Linked DNA regions of Homo sapiens: region 2 is linked to region 1. A link is a loop called in an ENCODE intact Hi-C map of the cell type or tissue named here. Cell type or tissue: K562. All regions are shown on one strand. Links, peaks and the distances in the headings refer to the core of each region. The heading gives the core; the rest is flanking DNA. Region 1 has its middle 24 kb from the start of CSF2. Region 2 has its middle 7.6 kb from the start of P4HA2-AS1.

Region 1 (2,928 bases), core at 114-2,613:
AGGTCTAGCTGGGCTCTGTTCTCACTTGCAGGGAACTCTGACTCTAATCATAAAAAGAACTGAACTTGACATGCAGCAAGTGCCCTTCAACCTGGTGCTCTTGCATCTTGAACTGACAGAACTTTGACAGGTGGACGCCACAGCAGTTGCTTGTTGACTGCCTGGCACTCAGCACCTTGACCTGGTCATAATCCAAGCTGATGCCCAGATGATGCCCACTGAAGTTGTAGCTCATTGGTCATAAGGTGTCCAAGCTGGAATCCTCCTGGTCTGTAGCAGCTTTTGAGCTCCTGGCCATGGGGAGAGCAGAGAGCAATGTTTGAACAGTGGTAGTGGTAGAGCCGAGGGAAGGCGGCTGCCAGGAGGAGAGAGAGTCAATTGTCATCAGAGGTCCACTAGTCATCTCCTGCTCACCACCAAAGAGAGCTCTCCTCTCCACTCAGCATCCAAGCCACAAAGATATCAAAGCAGAGGGCTGGGGATGCCAAGGTGAAGGGGGCAGAAATGGAAGCAAGGACAATTGAAGCATAAATGGGAATACCAGGGAAGAGTCAAGGGCCTTGTGTGAGCATTCAGTGTTGGGGCAGAAATTATCCATTAAAGTCACTCCAATCAGCAAATCTCAGTGGTGTGGGGCAGGGTGGATGTCTGTGACACATCCAGTAATATACCCCCTCACAGTTTGGTACCCGGTAGTGGGACCCCAATGGTCAGAGAGTATGAGAATTATGCCATTTTCAAACTGGGCTGCCCTGGACTCTAAGAATGAGCCCAGGAAAATGTTGAATCAGGATGATACTAGGCTTCCAATATAGAAAACATCATGGCTGAAAGGCAGGTACTCAAATGTTTTGCTTCTGCACAATTTTATAGCTTTCTTGAGAGACCATTTGGGAACTTGGCCTGTCTCTTGAACTGTTTTACAGGCTAATGAAGCCAGTGTATCTGAGATTCACATGCAAATGTCCACACTGGCAGGTGCCATGAATCAAATCTCCAGGATTTAAACAGAATAAAGATGAGATTCCTGTTCTCATATATGCCAGTTCTACAGGAGGCCTGCAAGTAGAACTTCTGGACCTAGAGATTTTGTTATCCTGAAGCTGTCAAAGATGTCTCATGTTTACCTGAGCCCTCACTCACCACCAACCAGTGTATAGAGCAGGGGTGTCCAATCTTTTGGCTTCCCCAGGCCCCAATGGAAGAAGAATTGTCTTGGGCCACACATAAAATACACTAATGATAGCTGATGAGCTTAAAAGAAAAAAGTCTCATAATATTTTAAGAAAGTTTATGAATTTGTGTTGGGCCACATTCAAAGCTGTCCTGGGCCGCATGTGGCCCACAGGCCGTGGATTGGACAAGCTTGAGAGGGATACTACAAACCTCAAGTTGTTCTTACGTTTCTACCCAGAGAGAAGGCTTTCTCAGACAGTGATCAAATGACTAAGCATGTGCACGGCTCTGGGTCTGAGCAGTCACCAACCTCAGCTGAAGAGGGAAGTTTGGGCACTTCTAAGGAATCTGTTTTGCTAGGCCTCACTATCTCATGCACCCTGACTTGGGCTGTCCATCATGGTGTCAGCACAGTCAGGTGGCCCCTCAGATAAAGCAATGTAACCACTGAAAACAGTTAATCACACAGGTACCACACAAATCTTACCGGACATTTCAGAGACATCTTTACAAACTAGCCTATTGTCCTAAGAATGATTTAAGTTTACTGTTAAAAATTCAAACAAGTAAAGAGCATCCCATATCCAAAGATGGCCCTTGGGTAGCATCCTTCCAGGTACCTGGATTTTCTCATCCATAAAGTCAAGTATATCCAATTATTCCCTGTATGAAAATGCTTCTACTATACAGACTATAACCTTTTTTGTTTTGTTCATTTAAAAATTGTAATGTGCCACATGCCAACAATATTATTCAGAATCAAATGATTCAAATAGCTAAGATAAAGTTGTGACCTAATGTTAAGTCAGCCTACTGTCTTTTATAACAAAAGTGTAGTTTTGGAGAAAATCCTTCCTTTCTTGAACTACTGACAATGATTAACATTTATTAACAATGGTTAACCTTTCTCAAGCATTTACTAAGTTCTAGGCACAGTGGTACTAAGCATTTTTGCATATACTCATTCACTTAATTCATATAACAAGCCTCTCTGAACCTTTGTTCTTCATCTATAAAATGGGAATAATAGTACCTACCTCACAGGTAAGTAATTTTTCAACAGTCCCATAACAACCTGGGGGTGGGGGGACAAGGAGTGATATGGATGTCGGTGTGTGTCTGTAGAACCAAACTGTTCTGCTGAAGAGATCATGCCTCTTGCTCATGTGACACCAGCAGAGTGACTGATATGGAAACGGTGAGCACATAGATGGAGGCTGTCTGGGCGCCACAGTGCCCCGATGCAGAAACTCATCATCACATCAGTGTGTCAACATCACCGAGAAACCTTTGACAAATCTAAAGACCCTGTTAGCAACAGTGAAAGTTTCCTGAAGAGTGAGAAAACCACAGGGAGGAGGCTGTCTTGGCATCTGATTGGCACATTACTTCTACAGAAAGGCAATTAGTCAAATTGGTTTGGGGACCCCAGCTGTTCATGCTTCACCACCTCTTTGAGAAAGAAAAAGGGAAAGTGACATTTACTAAGAGCTTGCTAGTACTAAGACCTTTCATATATTATCATATTTAACCCTCACTACAGCCTGTGAAGTATAATTATCCCATTTTATGTGTGCTAAAGTGAACTCCTAATCTTCCCCTTCATGCCTGCCCCACATATAGTCTTCTTGTCTCAGTTGAGGTCAAATCCTTCTTTCCAGCTGCTCAGAGAAAAACCCTTGGAGTCATCCTTAACTCTGATCTCTCTCTCATACTCAACATCTAAGCCATCAGCAAATGCTGATGATTCTT
Region 2 (2,928 bases), core at 276-2,775, 79 kb after region 1:
AATATATATTTAATATAATTTAATATAATAAATATATATTATATATTAAATAATATATATTATATATTTAAAATATATATTAATATATATTATATATATTTAAAATATATAATATATATTAAACATATTTAAAATATATATTTAAAAATATAAATTATATATTATATATAATATATATTATATATTATATATAATATATAATATATATAATATATAATATATATATTATATATAATATATATTATATATTATATATTTATATATTTATATATTGTATATTTATATATTGTATATATTTATATATTATATATTTATATATTTTTATATATTATATATATTTATATATATTATATATATTTTTATATATATTTTTATATATTATATATTTATATATATTTTTATATATTTTTATATATTTTATATATTTATATATATTTTTATATATTATATATATTTATATATATTTTTATATATTATATATATTTATATATATTTATATATTATATATATTTTTATATATTTTTATATATTACATATATATTTATATATATTTTTATATATTATATATATTTATATATATATATTTTAGTGCCCAATAGGTAGTTTTATTCCAGTAGTATCCCCTAAGTCAAGGCAATCAAAATTGTCTCCAGACCTTGTCAAATATCTCCTAGGGAAGAGGTCCCCAATGCCCAGGCTGCAAATCAGTACCGGTCAGTGGCCTGTTAGCAACCGGGCTGCACAGCAGGTGAGCAGCAGGCGAGTGAGCATTACTGCCTGAACTCTGCCTCCTGTCAGATCAGCTGCAACATTAACTTCTCATAGCAGCGCAAACTCCACTGTGAACTATGCATGCACATGCGAGGGATGTAGGTTGCATGCTCCTTATGAGAGTGTAATGCCTGATGATCTAAGGTGGAACAGTTTCATTCTGAAAGCATCCCCCACCAACCCCCGTCCATGGAAAAATTGTCTTCCATGAAACTGTCCCTGGTGCCAAAATGTCTGGGGACCACTGCCCTAGGGGACAAAATCTCCCCAGCTGAGAACCACTGCTAAAGACATAGGAGAGTAATGGGAGGGAGGGGGCACTGTAATATTTTATTCTATTTCTGTTTTGCCTAAATTTGCTTAGAGGTAACATGCATGTACATTTTCTTTGTGTAATTAATAATTTTAAAAGTAAGCCTGTTTTCTCATGAGTAAAATGGGAACTATATACCTAAACTCTAAGGTTGCTCTAAAGATTAAGAGCAAAATAGAAACGAGTTACCAATTTCCTGGAACAGTGGGGGAAAAATACCAAGCAAAGTGAAAAAGGAAGTTCACATGAATAGTTATCAAGAACAGTGAAGAAAGAAGAGAGAATCGCCTCCTAGCTGAGGCTAGGAGAATGATCAGTCATTTTTGCCATTTGCAAAGATAAGTAAAACAGAAATAGGAACCATTTAAGGGAAGTATAATGAACCTGGTTAGGGATCTATTAAAATGGAAGAACTTGCGGGCCATCTAAGTAGAGCTGGAGCTGGAAGTTGGAAAGTAATAAAAGCTAGAATTAAAGACTCAAGAGTTATCAATATCAATATACTGATATCAAGTATTTGGAATATCAAGTATTTGGAAGTCATGAGCCTTCAGAGAAAAAAAAAATGGCTATAAAGAAACTCTGAGCCATAACTGAGGATTGGGAAAGGAGGGCCACAGGAGACTACGGTATTGAGAAGTTGTAGGCAGAGATAGAAGAAAAACCAGAAGATAGTTGGATCATGGCAGCCAAGAGAAGGGTTTAAACAAAGTGGATAATGTCTCCTTAGATCTCACCTTTATTAAAAAATAAATATTAACATATCAATACAAGAAGAAAAGAGATGAAATATATTTCATTCAAGAGAGAGTGGGGGTCAATCTCAAAACAGCACTCATGGACCATCAAGGCAATAACTCTGGAACTGAGAAGTCACTGGCCCAACAAATAAAGAAGGCAAGTTCTGCTGGAAGGAAACCCCTGGCACCTCATGCACTTCTACGACTGCCTGATCACTCAGGGCTCCTACAAGGCACCAGGCCTCAAAACCTTATCTGTATTCCCGTCCAGCTGGAGGGGAGCAGATTACACTCTTTTTTTTTCCCCCAAGAGAGTCTCACTCTGTCGCCCAGGCTGGAGTGCAGTAGCGCAACCTTGGCTCACTGCAACCTCCAACTCCTAGGTTCAAGCAATTCTCCTGCCTCAGCCTCTCAAGTCACTGGAATCACAGAAGTGTGCCACCACGCCTGGCTAATTTTTTTGTATTTTTAGTAGAGACGGGATTTCACCATGTTGGTCAGGTTGGTCTCAAACTCCTGGCCTCAAGTGATCCACCCACCTCGGCCTCCCAAAGTACTAGGATTACAGGCGTGAGCTACTGCACCCAGCCAGGTTACACTCTTAATAGCAACAACTTCGTAAATTATCTGAAGCAGGCCCTGGTCTCTGACCAGGCTAAGGCTATTTGGACTGTGAAACATGCAACCCACAGTTAATCAGAAACTCTCTTTGAAATGTTAACAAAAGACCATGAGATGCACAGAGGAAGAAAAGGGAAAAAAAACTATTTTCAGAGGGAGAAACAATCTACAAATTGGGGAATGCAACCTCCCAGGAAAACCAAAAGGACATACTCCAAAAGGGAATAGGAAGCTGGTATTTATGCCTTACAGGGATACTCCAGGGTGTGCGTGGTTTGCTCCTGTCCTCAGCACATTTGATCATGTCACTGCCTGCAATTCTGTCATCTTTGCTCCAAGACAGATAGATTTGGATCCCTTTTTTCCTTTTTCCTCAGCAAGTTCAGAAAAAGAGAAAAGTGTTGCTTGGCTATTTCATTACACACCAAAGTACAAAATGGGGAGGAAGTGTTTCCTGCATACACCATGGGCCCTAAAAAAGAA

What was found. A loop is a pair of places that touch in the nucleus more often than their neighbours do. Peaks named below come from ENCODE experiments on the same cell type or tissue, not always from the same donor. Only the 100,000 strongest peaks of a DNase experiment are listed, where the experiment ranks them.
Region 2: it touches region 1 in a loop (4-fold over the local background); 5 of 110 quality-filtered maps call a loop at or near these places.

Annotation. Positions count from the first base shown.
Region 1 is chr5:132,096,822-132,099,749 of GRCh38, forward strand. No RefSeq gene overlaps it. Among named protein-coding and RNA genes, the nearest start is that of CSF2, 24 kb to the left of the region's middle. RefSeq lists an enhancer at 1,355-1,649. In K562, for the core only: no CTCF peak of the experiment used is centred there; a DNase peak (open chromatin) is centred at 1,540.
Region 2 is chr5:132,175,821-132,178,748 of GRCh38, forward strand. No RefSeq gene overlaps it. Among named protein-coding and RNA genes, the nearest start is that of P4HA2-AS1, 7.6 kb to the right of the region's middle. RefSeq lists enhancers at 675-754, 1,415-1,474. In K562, for the core only: a CTCF peak has its summit at 1,383; DNase peaks (open chromatin) are centred at 1,371 and 2,061; H3K4me3 peaks cover 466 bases.